Regions from separate parts of the Homo sapiens genome. Here regions 1, 2, 3 and 5 are each linked to region 4. Evidence: chromatin contacts called from ENCODE Hi-C or POLR2A ChIA-PET data. All regions are on one chromosome and are shown on one strand. The core of a region is the stretch at or near the end of the contact, and the rest is flanking DNA. Distances in the headings are between cores, read along the strand shown. Region 1 holds the start of SCP2 (sterol carrier protein 2). Region 2 holds the start of NDC1 (NDC1 transmembrane nucleoporin). Region 3 holds the start of LRP8 (LDL receptor related protein 8). Region 4 holds the start of NRDC (nardilysin convertase). Region 5 holds the start of CPT2 (carnitine palmitoyltransferase 2).

What was found. A loop is a pair of places that touch in the nucleus more often than their neighbours do. ChIA-PET counts read pairs that join two places held with the same protein, here RNA polymerase II (POLR2A). Pooled maps may share reads with other maps.
Region 1: a loop to region 4 is called in a map of CD8-positive, alpha-beta T cell, with 33 times the contacts of the local background. The contact joins the promoter of SCP2 here to the promoter of NRDC in region 4. A Hi-C loop is called at or near these places in 1 of 168 maps with a recorded cell type or tissue (CD8-positive, alpha-beta T cell), 1 of 37 single-sample maps with no recorded cell type and 8 of 50 pooled maps.
Region 2: a loop to region 4 is called in a map of naive thymus-derived CD4-positive, alpha-beta T cell, with 25 times the contacts of the local background. The contact joins the promoter of NDC1 here to the promoter of NRDC in region 4. A Hi-C loop is called at or near these places in 1 of 168 maps with a recorded cell type or tissue (naive thymus-derived CD4-positive, alpha-beta T cell), 1 of 37 single-sample maps with no recorded cell type and 13 of 50 pooled maps.
Region 3: a pooled map shows a loop between it and region 4 (16-fold over the local background). The contact joins the promoter of LRP8 here to the promoter of NRDC in region 4. A Hi-C loop is called at or near these places in 2 of 37 single-sample maps with no recorded cell type and 9 of 50 pooled maps. POLR2A ChIA-PET finds 5 or more read pairs at or near these places in 1 of 52 experiments (activated CD4-positive, alpha-beta T cell).
Region 5: a loop to region 4 is called in a map of CD8-positive, alpha-beta T cell, with 9 times the contacts of the local background. The contact joins the promoter of CPT2 here to the promoter of NRDC in region 4. A Hi-C loop is called at or near these places in 4 of 168 maps with a recorded cell type or tissue (CD8-positive, alpha-beta T cell, naive thymus-derived CD4-positive, alpha-beta T cell and vagina) and 12 of 50 pooled maps. POLR2A ChIA-PET finds 5 or more read pairs at or near these places in 1 of 52 experiments (GM10248).

The regions. Positions count from the first base shown.
Region 1 is chr1:52,925,881-52,928,580 of GRCh38, forward strand. SCP2 (sterol carrier protein 2) reads left to right here and starts at 1,396. Exons shown (of 16, transcript NM_002979.5): 1 at 1,396-1,585. The coding sequence starts at 1,517. RefSeq lists a silencer at 1,159-1,438 and enhancers at 1,491-2,006, 1,659-1,718, 1,729-1,818.
Region 2 is chr1:53,836,962-53,839,661 of GRCh38, forward strand. NDC1 (NDC1 transmembrane nucleoporin) reads right to left here and starts at 1,335. Exons shown (of 18, transcript NM_018087.5): 1 at 1,244-1,335. The coding sequence starts at 1,300. RefSeq lists a silencer at 1,089-1,218 and an enhancer at 1,329-1,808.
Region 3 is chr1:53,326,820-53,329,519 of GRCh38, forward strand. It overlaps LRP8 (LDL receptor related protein 8), which reads right to left and starts at 1,251. Exons shown (of 19, transcript NM_004631.5): 1 at 970-1,251; 2 at 54-173. The coding sequence starts at 1,093. LRP8-DT (LRP8 divergent transcript) reads left to right here and starts at 1,414. Exons shown (of 3, transcript NR_131923.1): 1 at 1,414-1,556. RefSeq lists silencers at 1-232, 748-917, 968-1,117, 1,188-1,387 and enhancers at 298-407, 1,458-1,687.
Region 4 is chr1:51,877,448-51,880,260 of GRCh38, forward strand. It overlaps NRDC (nardilysin convertase), which reads right to left and starts at 1,280. Exons shown (of 31, transcript NM_001101662.2): 1 at 828-1,280. The coding sequence starts at 1,168. RefSeq lists enhancers at 1,270-1,564, 1,448-1,627, 2,018-2,571 and a silencer at 1,318-1,367.
Region 5 is chr1:53,195,474-53,198,173 of GRCh38, forward strand. CPT2 (carnitine palmitoyltransferase 2) reads left to right here and starts at 1,351. Exons shown (of 5, transcript NM_000098.3): 1 at 1,351-1,622. The coding sequence starts at 1,471. RefSeq lists a silencer at 1,335-1,694.

The sequences.
Region 1 (2,700 bases), core at 146-2,645, 1.0 Mb after region 4:
GTGGCTATTCAGAGGTGTAATCATAGCACATTTGTAGCCTTGAATTCCCAGGCTCAAGTGATCTTTCTGCCGAAGCCTCCTGAGCAGATGGGAGGCGTGCATCACTGAGCGCAGCAATTTTACTAAGTTGGTCTAGTCCTAGCTCAGTAGTTCTTTACTTAGCACAGAGGGGGCTTCTTAGAATCTCCTAAACTTGATCTTAGCCAAATGGCCAAGAAGCAATCCTTAGAATCTTCTAGGAGAGCCTTTCTAAATGCTGATACTGCAAACCGAAAAGTATATGAAACGGATCTCAATTAATTTAGAAGTTAATTTTGCCAAGTTTAAGGACGTGCATCATCTTTGGAGACAGGTCCGTGCCTTTCTCCAAAGATGATTTTGAGGGCTTCAGTTTTTATAGGGGAAGGGGCAGATATTGGGGAAAGATGAATAAATTTTAAAAAGATGTGGGTAGATAAGAGGCAAACGGTTGCATTCTTCTGAGTCTTTGATCAACCTTCACATGTGAGGGGGGTAGAGAAATAGTCACTTATGCATTCATCTAGCTCAATGAATCTGCATTTTTACATAAGATAAAATAAACCGGGGAGCCGGGCGCGGTGGCTCACGCCTGTAATCCCAGCACTTTGGGAGGCCAAGGTGGGTAGATCACCTAAGGTCAGGAGTTCCAGACCAGCCTGGCCAACATGGCGAAACCCCATCTCTACTAAAAATACAAAAATTAGCGGGGCGTGGTGGCGCGCGCCTGTAATCCCAGATACTCGGGAGGCTGAGGCAGGAGGATTGCTTGAACCTGGGAGGCGGAGGCTGCAGTGAGCCGAGTTCGCGGCATTGCACTCCAGCCTGGGCGACAGAGCGAGACTCCGGTCTCCAATAAACATGGAAGGCTGTTTCTCCCCGGTTTGCTGGAATAAAGTCTCTGTCTTCCAAATTCCTTTTCGGAGAACTTTTGTTCACAAGATTAAAAAGGTCACGCAGCTGGTGACGGAGCCTGGGTTTTTTGATTTAGACATTGTATCCATGTGTGAGATCCTGCCCATCCCCGCTTTCTTGGTGTCCTGTGAGTTTAAATTCATGAATTCACTCTCAACTGCCACCGCTAACAGGACACAGGCCAATTCCAACACGAACCCCAACGGCTCTCCTCAGGGTCACCTTTCATGAGTCCGCTTTCCGGCCAACCCCTCCTCTCAGTCTTAGGCCCCACTGCAAGCCTACTCCCGCTCACCGTACAGAACCTAAGCACAGGATCAGAGATGGGGACAGGTTGACTCAGTCCCATGCCCAAGTCCGCAAATTAGGGATTCGGCTGCCTAAGGGCTAGAGAACGCTCCCCGCCCCACAGGACGCGCCCCACCCCGCCCCCTCCTCCTGCCCCTACGCACGCGCACTCTCACGCGCCTGTGTTGCCGCCCGCGGCCCTGGCTTCGGGCTTCAGGGAGCTCTGGTGCAGTCTCCGCCTGTCAGTGCCGGCAGTCGTCCGCGGCGCCCGCCCCGGTCCCGCACTGGTGCAGCCATGTCCTCTTCCCCGTGGGAGCCTGCGACCCTGCGCCGGGTGTTCGTGGTGGGGGTTGGCATGACCAAGGTAAACCGAGCAGCGGCCCTGCTGGCCCTCTGAGGCTCGGGGGCGGTCGGTGCCTGGGTTTCTCTGTCCCTCCGGTCTCCTAGCTTCGACTGCTCCGCGCGTGGGTCATCGGCGTGGCGACTTGGTGGCTTGTACTCTGCGGAATCTCTGGGGTCATAGCGTCTCGGGCTGGTTCCTGCGGCCTTCTGCTTCCTCCTTCCCTTTTCTTCTGGTCAGAGTTCATGAAGCAGCCCCGAGATAATCCAAGGATCTCACCTCTTTAGATTCTGAGCGGAGTCCCGAGGTGTGTGGGCTGGCTTGCCCCGGAGGGAGGCAGGTCGCGAATGCCGCCTGCTCGGCCCTCCCAGGAACAGCCCCCACAGGAGCCCTCACAGAGACAGCTCCAGATGTGGATGGCGAGGAGAAACGCTCCTGATGCCCAGCGCCTCGGCCCGAGTGGCAGATTCCGGCCTCCCTCTGTCCCTCCAGTGACTGCTTGGGACCCGGACGCCGCAGGCTCCCACGGCCGTTTTCCCCTCATCGCCCGCATGCTCCTTAATGCCAAACTGCCTTTCGTTTCTCCCCGGACGCAGTTGTCTGATGCCTCTGTTGCTTTGCTTCTGTTCTGTTTGTACCGTGTATCTTCACCTGTTAACTTTTGTGCATCCTGAAAGGATCCGTTCAGATCGGATCTTCTCCAGGACGCCTCGGATCCTCCTGACTTTCCCCTAGAGCCTTGCACTGTGCTTACCTCTGTCCTGCACTTACTGTGCTCGGCAGTACCGGGCAGTACTAAAGCTCATAGGCGTCTGCGCGCCCTCTTAGCATGGCAGCTCCTCTAGACTGGGTACCTGGCTTATTCACTGCTGTGCCCCTCGCCCTGAACGTTCCTGATGCTTGAAGACCCTCAGTGAATGTTAGTTGAACAATACTAAATGGATATGCTTTGTGAAAGAGTTCCTAGGGAGAGTTCTATTTCTGAGAAAACAGCCCTAAAATGTTTATTATTTTACCAGTGGGCTGAGCGTACCTAATTCAGTCCAACATGTAAATAGGCCGGGGCCGGTGGCTCACGCCTGTAATCCCAGCACTTTGGGAGGCCAAGGCGGGTGGATCACCTGAGGTCAAGAGTTCGA
Region 2 (2,700 bases), core at 85-2,584, 2.0 Mb after region 4:
CAATATTTAAAACTTTTTTGCTTCAGAAGACACTGTCAGCCAAGTGCGGTGGCTCACAAGTGCCAAAGGTGGCAACAACCCAAATACCCACATACTGATGAATGGATAAACAAAATATGTGGTATGTCCATACAGTGGATTATTCAGCCACAAAAAGGAATGAAGTACTCATGCATGCTAAACATACACCAGGCACGATGGCATGCACCTGATGTCCCAAATAGTTAGGCGGCTGAGGCAGGAGGACTAGTTGAGCCCAGGAGCTCAAGACCAGGCTGGAGAAGATATCGTATCTCTATTATAAAAATAATTTTTAAAAAAATTTTAGAGGCCAGGCACGGTGGCTCACGCCTGTAATCTCAGCACTTTGGGAGACCGAGGCGGATGACTCACTTGAGGTCAGGAGTTCAAGACCGGCCTGACCAACATGGTGAAACCCCATCTCTACTAAAAATACAAAAATTAGCTGGGCGTAGTGGTGCGTATCTATAATCCCCGCTCCTCGGGAAGCTGAGGCAGAACTCCTTGAACCCTGGAGGCGGGGGTTGCAGTGAGCCGACAACGCGCCATTGCACTGCAGCCTGGGCAACAGGGAGCGAGCCTCCGGCTCAAAAAAAAAAAAAGATAAGACTTACGGACCCAAAAGTTTTTAGTTTGGAATACAGGGGAGATGGCAGTGCACTGGGATAGAAGCACTTTTCCAAAAGGGATCTTTCTCCTCTTTCTCTTTGCACTCCAGAGAAGCGATGTAGTACTGTTAATTCCGTAACTTTAAGGAGGAAGTACTATTCCACTCAGCTCAGTCCCATTCTACCTTACAAAGAACACCTGCCCTGCTTACTGGACCCTAACCCCAGCCTCTACTAATGCCACATTTCTTTCCAATTCCGTGCATTCCTTCCCACTTCTTAACGAAACAAATTAAGTTATTTATTTTGCACCTACTGGATACGGTACCCTTGCGTAAAACTCCGCCTCACTCCCTATTCCAATTTCCATTCAGTCCATCCGTCCCACTCTGACCAGCTTCCTTCCACTCAGGACCCCTCTCCTACCCCGTAACCAACTTCCACTCAGGACTTCCCACAACCCTGCAATCAGTCCCCCAAGTGGTGCCTTCCCCACGCGTTCTCTCCACGCTGCCCCGGGACCGGCCCTCCCCCGCCCAGCGCGCACGCGCGATCAGAGCTTGCCCGCCCGGCCCGACCCTGGCAGTGCGTGCCACAGTGCACGCCGCACTCACGCGCCACAGTATGTCCCGCGACCTGCCGGCGCAGGGCCGGCTCACGGCCGTGGCCATGGAGATGGCGGCCCCTAGTCTAGGGCGTACAGGAGACCGTGCGCCCGCCCGCCACCGCAGTTCAAAGGCAGGAAGGCCCCAGGAGGACCCTGCTGGGTCTGCCTCAAACGCTGCCTGAGCGAAGCCCGGCCCAGGCTCCAACCCATCCCTGCGAGGCTTCGTCTGGACAAGCTCAACAGGCCAGGACTGCCGCGCAGACACGTCCCGCAAACGCGGCTGTAACTCCAGGAACCGCCCTCTGGCGACCAAACGGTCCCTTCGAAGCAGGGTCCAGCGGGGCGCCAGAAGCAGGTGGCGGCGCTGCATGCTGGGAACTGTAGTCTCGACGGCCCCCTGAGAGGAAGTAGGAGGAATGTTGCATTCTGGGACTCGGAGTTCCAAAGTACAGAATGCTGGGAGTCAAGGTCTTCCTGGAGGTGCCTTGAGGCATGCTGGGAATAGTAGTCTTTTATAAAGCCGATAACAGCCACAGTATTGATTGACTGGAATTCTTCAGTTAGAGCTAGCAAAATGATCTGCCCTCATTTCTCCCTATTACTTTATAAGTCACCTAAAAGTGAAACCAAAGGATGTGGTGGTCTTCTCCACAATAGGTACGCAGTAATTTTACTGAAATAAAAAAAAAATTCTCTAGAGATGCCTTTGGTTTCATAAAATCTGGTTTCTACTTCCAGATCTGCCACTTGCTAAATTGAATATTTTTATCTTCTCTGAGCCTCCATTTCTTCAACAGTAAGATAAGGATGAAAATAAAAATATCCTGGTGATGTTGTGAGGATGTAAATAATATGCTATACAAATGTTATCATTAATATACTGCCAGTAAGAAAAAAGGTGTTTCACCAACCCAAGTTTCACCTAATGAAGTCTTCTCAGTGCTTTAGACCTCAGTGAGATCTCTGGATGCATATCGCTAACGCCTTTTTATGCTCAATCACATGCCACAGTCAACATGCAATACTCAAGACAGAAATAGATTCAGTGATTTACTGACTAAGGAAATGCATAGGCTGGTGAGAGGAATTGAGATCACACCTACTGCTCTGCAACGTTTGCTAACAATGGCTTCCTGAATGCTTTAAGATTATATCCTATTCACTTCCAAAATCATGTTACTATCAATCATGTCTAAAGCACTGTAGGACAAACTGGGAATACAACTGATAGATCAAGTCTCTGCCGTGAAGAGATCTATCCGGTGGTGGAGAAAACTTGTAAAGAATTAGTCCAGGCCAGGCACAGTGGCTCACACCTGTAATCCCAGCACTTTGGGAGGCCAAGGCAGGAGGATCACAAGCCAGGAGTTTGAGACCAGCCTGGGCAACATAGTGAGACCTCATCTCCACAAAAACAACAACAACAACAACAACAAACTTTTTTTTAAATTAGCCGGGTGTAGT
Region 3 (2,700 bases), core at 1-2,500, 1.4 Mb after region 4:
CCCCACCGTTCCTTTTCTCTCCCCGGGTCTGAGCTCCCTGGCCCGCCACTCACGGCAGTCGTCCTCGTCGCTGTGGTCTAAGCAGTCATCGTCCTCGTCGCATCTCCACACAGAGGGGATGCAGCGCTCGTTCCGGCACTGGAATTGGTCCTTTTCGCAATCCTTGGCCGGCCCTGCGAGGGGGAGGGAGCGTGAGCTGGATCAGCGGACTCGGCCCCACTCCCCACCATGCAGTCCGGGCCACCCGGAAGGACCCGCTGGGGAGGAGGAAAGGGGGCGATTATGGAGACCCCGGGGGCTTCAGGCACACTCCATCCAAAGGGAGGGCACGATGGCAGGGGTTCCGTGGATGTCGGGCCGCTCGGTGGCACGGCGAGACCAGGCACCTACTTAAAGTGTCACACGACCTGGGTATACCCTCCATTCAGACGCACTCACCCGCACACGCGACCCATAGTCAGAGATCTGCTCAGATACAGCCCATAGGGAGTCCCCGCGCCCGCGCGCCAGGCGCAGTGGGAGCCGCAGGCACATCACCCTGGCAGGCAGCCCCCTCTCTCTCCGCCGCGCGCAGGGGTCTGCGGAAACGCATTGTCAAGCGGAGAAGCCGCCCGGCTCTGCTCATTACCGCCGCGGAGCGCGCGTGTCAAATAAACCCCAACGGCGAGAATCACACAGCTCATCCGGAACCATGAATGGCCGCCCCTCCGGCAAAGTTCCCCGCTGGCCAAGCCCCCCTGCACCCCTCCCCCAAGATCCGCTGCCCAGAGGGCAGAGCCCTCAACACCGAGGCCCGCGGGGGCGGGGGGCCGAGGGCAAATTCAGGAATAGCCGCTTCGCGTGGAGCCTGTCCGCCCGGGAGCCCCCGATAGCCCCGGGTTCTGGACCCCTCCCCGCTCCGGCCTCCCGGCCGCGCTTTGTTGGTGGCTAGGGCGGAGCAGAGCCGAGTCAGAGACCGGCTGCACGCACCTTGGCCGCCGAGCAGCGGATCAGCCGCTGCCGCCGCAAGATGCTGGAGCTGCAGCAGCAGCAGCAGCAGCAGCAGCAGCAGCAGCGCCAGAAGCCGGAGAGGGCCCGGCTCGGGGAGGCCCATGGCGGGCCCGGGGCTCCGGCCGCCGCGCCCCGCGCTCCCCGCGCCGCCGCCGCCGCGTCTCAGCCCTCCGAGTCCTTGCCGCGGCGCCGGGGTTGCCGCTGCCCCCGCCGCCGCCGCCGCCGCCGCTGCCGCCCGCCCCGGCTCCTCGGCTGCATTTCAAGCAGGTTCGGTGACGCTCGGCGGCGGGGCGGGCTCAGGCTGGGCGCGCGGCCCCGGCCCTGGGCGGCCGCCGCCAGCGCGCGCGCTCCCTCCCGCTGCCGCCTCCGCCCCACGCTCCCCCTGCCGCCGCCTCCTCGCCCTCCTCCCTCCTGTCTTTCGTCCACTCTTCTCTCAGCGGGCGCTCCACGGCCCTGCTCTGGGCTCGCCTGAGTGCTGGGCTCTGCAGACGCAGGGATGGGCCAGGCGAGCCCCTCACCACGGAGGTAGCAGGTCCAGAGGAAGCAGCAGAGGCTTCCTGGAGGAGGTGACAGGCGGATCAGAGGCTGAGGGATGTCTAGGAGTGAGCCTGGGCGGGAGGGGAAATGATGTTACAGGACGAACAGGCCTGTGCAGTGTGCGCGTGGGGCGGGGGAGGGAGGGATAGGGGTGAGATCCCAAGATGTGGATGAGCAGGGAGAAGCTGGGGGCGCAGGGCTGGACCCCTGCACCTGTCATGGGCTCCGGCTGGGATATTATAAATCCCTGTGGCTGGTTTGGTTTCCGTGCCATGTGCATCTGTGCATGTTGCACGCTCATGTGATCATGGGGACGTGAGGCAGGTGGATTGGGCCTGGTGCACAGACTATTCATCGTCGTTAAGTACGCTCCAGGCCCCTAGTCAGAGGGGCAACCAGGGGGGGCCCGCAGGGAAGACAAGGAATCCTCGCTGTGATGGAGAAAGACGAGGTCTGTGGGGCGGGCCGGGCGGGGGGGAAGGGGAGGGCACGGAAGGGATGCCATCCCTGCCGCTAGGGGCCGCGCACCTAGGCCCGCGCTGTCCGCCCCTGCTGTCTTCTGCAGGAAGGAGAAGGCACCTCTTCCTCTGGAGGGCTGCAGCCCGCCTCACCCACACTGGGGAGAATGGGTGCGGAGAGCGAGCTGGGATTCGATTTCAGCCTCAGACTTGTGAGCCGGGTCCAACCCACACAACCTTCTTTAGAGAATGAGATTCCAGGGCATTGGCCACTCAAAACAACCGGCCTGCAGGTGCCAAGAGCCAGTGTTAGGTCCACCCTCCCTCCCCTCTTGCCCCTTCACCTCCCTCGCGGATGGGCAGGTGCTGTTAGCCCTTGGCCTGGAAACCACCCTGTCTCCTCAGCAGCCTCCTGAGCCGTAGTCCCCCAAAGGGCAGCCCAGCGGCAATATCTGTGGCCACCCCACCAGAAAGGGACTTAGATCCCCAGAGAGCCCGGCACGGTGCTCCTGCCATCATCACCCCTCCTGTCCCTTGTTCATTCAGTCATTCAGCAAGCATTTCAGGCCCTGTTCTGTGCCAACCCTGTGCTGGGCCTGCGGGTACCAAGGTGAATCAGGCATGGTGCCAGCCCCGGAGAGGTCCCTGACCTGTGGGGAGACAGACCATTAGCACACAGACAACGAAATGCAGGCGTCCTTTCACCTATATGTGC
Region 4 (2,813 bases), core at 30-2,529:
CCCAGGAGTTTGAAATTAGCCTGGGCAACATCGCAAGACCCAGACTCTTATTAAAACACACACGCACACACACACACGCAAGATACATCATAGTCATGATACTCCATGAAATAAGCTACCTCTGAAGGAAAATACTCAGGTGGGGACTGAATCACCAATTATTAGAAATGTTTAGAGAACTCCTGTACAAACCAAAAGTAGAGAATTTCAAGGTTAGAAGAAACCTTACAACTCACCCAACTGAGACCTAAGCCCTCTCTAATATATTCCTGGACGAGGTCGCCCAACCGTTTTGGTAATGGAGAACTACCCATGGAAACAAGTCACTTCAACTTAGGCCAAATATGATGCAAAGTTACTTTACTGAAGCCACACCATCCTCTGGTAACTTTCGTCCACTAGTTTCACCTATCACTTAAGTGTCCCTCAAATATTTTGGATAGTGATAATATGCCCCTTAAATATCCTGTCCTCCAAATTAAAGTATCCAACTCCGTCAACCTTTCCTGGTAACATAATACCAAGACTCCCTCACCATTCAGGCTGCGTTCCTCAAAGAAACCTTCATTCTTGCTTTAGCGACTGTATTCAAATGACTCGAAAAGCTTCTCCCATTCTGACGTCTTACAACCCAAGATCTCCCACTTGCCCAGCTGACACCACAGGGAAGCCTCTAATCACGCTTGCCACCTCCACCCAAGGAAGCATTTGGGGTGGAAAGTGTGCCCTGTTGCTCCATTGGGAGACATGGAGACAAGAAGTGACGGCGGCACCGACAGAGAAGCCGGCACACTGTTCGCCTCCCCATTGCAAGCCTCCTCCCTCACCGGTATTGCTTGGGGTCGCTGGGAGACTTGACGATCTCAGGGTCCCCAGCATTACTGAGAGACCCCCTCCGTCCCTCTTCCTCAGATTCATCCGCTCCTAGACGGGCAACCCGGCTGTTCTCGCCCAGATCCTGTCCATTGGGCTGCAGGTCAGGGCAGCTGCAGGTAGACTTCGCCTTGTTCCTTCCAGGCATGGCCAGAATAGGAAAGGGTCTGGCAGCAGCAGAGTCTTCGCACCGACCCCGCGTTTCGATTCCCCAGAGCGCCGCGAGCTCCCGCCCGGCCTCACACAACTTCCTCCGGGTGGCACAGACTGCAGCAACAGTGACTCTCCTCAGCATTCACCACCAAGCTGGAGCGATGGACATCCCGCTTCCCAGGACCCACCTCCTCCGCGTTCTAGAGGCGGTGGCGGCCGGCCCTGGTGCTGCCGCAGCCGCGGGGAACAGGCCTGAACCCCTCCCCCAACCCAGTCTCCCTCTCGCCGACTTCCCTCGTCCCTCCGCCCTCCCGGCCGCCGATGACGCTACTGATTTCAGCCAATCATGAGGCAAGAAAGTAGTCACGCTCACGTAAGCAACCAATCAGAACAGGAAAGGAGAGGCACCAACGTGACCCGGACTGATTCTCGGAACAGCCAGCGAACATTTCGAAACCCAAAGTGGGCGGGGCGAGGGAGAAGAAGCGGAGAGAGTGGCGCGGAGGACGACGGGAGAAGGGCCCCCGGCGCGTTTATGACGTACGAGTGTGTTTTGTGGAAACCACTGAGTAGTGCTCCGCGTGTCAAAGAAAAATATTCCCCTAATGAGAAAACTGAGAAACGAGTGCAGAGAATTAATTCCAAAGTTTTAAATTTTCCCATTCGTGTCATAGTTTGGGTACCCTACTCCTCAGACCCGGGGCGAGCCTTCGGCTGTGACTCAGCACATAAAAAACCAGAACGCCGGAAGTATTTTCCTACACCCGCCGGATGGACGCTGCTCCCGAGCGCCGCAAATACTAATTGGCTCTTCTCTACCCTACAGTCGGCCCGACAGTGGTGGGGTTTCATCCTCAAGCCCTAAGAAAGTGCTAAAAAGACCAGTCTGGATGTGCTAACTCTTCTGTGTGAAAACGTTTTTTAGCTCCTCCAGCCTCCTGTTAAATTCGGCCAATTTTTATCGAGCAGCTGCAGCGTCTGCTGCCTTCAAGTCTCCTTTCCCAGTTTTTCCCGCTAGCAGTGGTCTTTGGTTAGCAATGTAAAATGTGACGGAAATACAAACATAAATGAAAGCTAAAAAGCAGCTGAAATTAGTAAGATGCACTATACTGACACCATGGGGTAAGAGATCATAGCTCATACATACGAATGAGCGGGGAAAGACGTGAAGCAGGGAGATGTGTTGATAGTTACTGTATCTTCAAGGTTTTCGAGGCCTCTTCTGAGTTCCAAATGCAAGGAATACAACCATGAACAAAACAAAACTTGCCTTAGGCTGGGCGTGATAGTGATAGCTCACACCTATAATCCTAGTACTTTGGGAGGCCGAAGCGGGAGGATTGCTTTGAGCCTGGGAATTTGGTACCAGCCTGGACAACATGGTGAGACCCCCGTCTGTACAAAATTCTTTTTTAAAATTAGCCAGGCTTGGTGATGCGTGCATGTGGTCCCAGCTACTCAGGAGGCTGAGGCAGGAGGAACGCTTGAGTCCAGGAGGTCGAGGCTGCAGTGAGCCGTGATTGCAACACTGCACTCCAGCCTGGTTGACACAGTGAGACCCTGTCTAAACAACGACAACAAAAATTTAAAGCCTTGCCTTGGGGGAGCTTGCATCCTAATGGGAAGGAACTGTAAAATATGTAAACTAAAGTAAATCAGGCTTTTAAATAATTCAAGTTAGCTTTCTTCAGAAGTCTTATTGAGGACTGCCACCTGGGAGAGTCAGAGAGTTTTTTTTTTAGACTGCTCCAAAGCAGTGTTTCAGCCCGCAGCTTCTATACAGGTGG
Region 5 (2,700 bases), core at 101-2,600, 1.3 Mb after region 4:
AATTTCATGCTTAGTTCTTAAGCCATTTCCCATTTGCCCTAAGAAATAAGAGCTGGCAGCAAGCTGCGCTGTTTTTTTCTAAACGGGAAATGGGTTAAGCATTTGTGATCACCACTGAATGAGTGCCAGAGCTGGTTAGTGATCTTCCTGTTCAATCCGAGGTCACCTAACTAGATAACAAAGAGCTGAAACTAAAAGTCCGGTCTCCTGACTCCCAATCCAGTACTCTTTCTGGTGTGCTCCAGCTTCTGGCTCTGCTTAGCCAATTATGGAACAGACAGAATGTACTTGGCTGCCCCAAACGGCTAAAGGGCAGTTCTGTTCCCAAAATGGAATTCTGTTGTGCCTCAAGCTAGGCAGCATAATTGTGTGTCTTTTGGTAACTCCCTGTCTTCTTCTGTAAAATGGGAGTAGAGCCTACTTAATCCTGCAGCTACTTCTAAGATCAGGGATTGGGGCGTGGTGGGCTGTTCTGCAGCTGTTTTGTGATGGATGAGGGATGATAGATCTATGTTCAAGTAGCGGAATCTTAGAGTCAGGAGTTGGAAGGAATCTTGGAGGTGGTCTGTGGTGACAGGAAGCCTCTTCCAATAGACTGAACACGGAAGACTTCCTAGAGCCGGAGGACAAGGGTTTCTTTCCTCTTAGCAGTGAGCTTCTTGTTTTTGGAAATGCTCAAGCCAAGAATGGATGTTCAGGCAGAGGGGATTCCGCTCGGAAGGGGCTTTCTGCACTGAAGTGGTGGCCAGCGGGAAACTCCAGGTTTCCAACTCCTGCACAAATCCTTTCTAATATCCATCCACTCAGGTGAGCTGGCAGGGCAGTAGCTGTGCAGGGTTCAGGGTCATTATATGTCAATGACCTTCAGCACGGATTACTAACAACAGTAACATCCGTTACCGTTTACTGCTTTCCTATTAAGCACCATGCACTGTGCATAACATGTTATCTTTATCTCATATCTAGAATTTTGGGAGGTACTTTGAATCATTACGATCTATCTACTTCTTAGGTGAGGAAATAGAGGTTTAAAATTTAGTCCACAGTCTCGCAAGGATGGAGCCTGGATCAAATTTTGGGTTATCAGATTCCAATCACGTTTCTTAGCTTTTCTTTTTTTTTTCCAACTCCAGTTTCTGTCTTGCTCCAAAAAAGGGGAAGGAGCGGCTGCGGCGCTCGGTTTCCCGCCTCCTAGGGAAGGGAAGGGAGACGAGCAGCGCGGAGGCTGGGGCCCCCTTCCGGGCGGGGCCTACTAGTGGGCGGGGCCTGTCAGTGAGCGGCCCCTGCCCGGAAGGAGCCAGTCCGGGGCGGAGCCGATGGCCTTACAGGGGCCGGAAGTGGCCTGCGGGCGGAGAAGTGCCTCAGGAGTCCTGACGCAGTGTCTTGGGCGCTAACGGCGGCGGCGGCCTTGTGTTTAGACTCCAGAACTCCCCACTTGCCGCGTTCTCGCCGCCGCAGGCTCCCGGGACGATGGTGCCCCGCCTGCTGCTGCGCGCCTGGCCCCGGGGCCCCGCGGTTGGTCCGGGAGCCCCCAGTCGGCCCCTCAGCGCCGGCTCCGGGCCCGGCCAGTACCTGCAGCGCAGCATCGTGCCCACCATGCACTACCAGGACAGCCTGCCCAGGTGAGCCTGGCCTCCGGGTCCCCGCCGCCCGCCGCCGTCCCAGGATCGGCCCCAACCTGACTGCAGTCACTCATGACTCCTCTAGTGAACCCGTTTCCGCCCCCAAGCCCCTACCATGGAGGCTGCCACAGCCCCTAATCTGGAAGTCTTGGGACTTTTCACAATCTCCTAGCACAGGAACCTCAGAACCCTCAAATTCTCTTCCAGAACCCCTCGATGCTATCTCAGATTCTCCATCTTGAACGCTTCTCAGATTCCCTCTCCTTTAACCTAACTTCCAGCCAGCTATCCTGAGTCCTCTTCTCCCTGAAAAATGCCAGACCTGCATATTTCCAGCGCCGCTGTAATCCCTCGACTATGGTGTCTCCTGAAGTACTTTAATGACTGCCTCACATTCCTACCCGGAATATGGGTAGGCTGATTCCTAATACATCATGGTTACCATTCCTTAACTTCTCCCAGCACCGCCTTCACCCCTGTCACTCAGGACCCTCAGCCCCACCTCCCATTTCTCCAGTACTCTGTTCTTTCACCCCCCATGAGCCCCCACAAGCACAGCCCTGAAGTGTTCACCCTTGTCCTCAACTGACCCTCCCCCATGTTTTTAAATCTTTAATCTCCTAAATCCAGTGTTCACCCGGAAACCTTTCACTCTCTCCAAGCCCTCCTCAACAGGTTCCTCCCCTCAAAATATCCTTCCTCACCCACAGTACCCCTTGTAAGTGCAGCTCACCCTCACAGAATTCTAGACACCACCCTCAGTACCCCATCCACACTCCATCATACTCAGATCCAGGGTCCACCCAAATTTCTCTTCTCCTCCTCACCACTGGCTACCCTGCCTTCGAAACACTTCACCCAGAATCGACTTCCCCTCTGAAAAGAGCCCTAGTAAATCCTCTTCCCCTTCCCTCCCCCAGTACTTTCTTAAATCCAGCTTCCAGTTCTTCCAGCCTTCGAACTCCGCTTTCGTCTGAGTTGCCAGATCTCCTTCTTCAATATTAGAAATTTTCTTCACCCTCTAAACCAAACCTAAACTAACTTCTAACTTACTGAGTGAGTAACTCAGTTCCTGGAG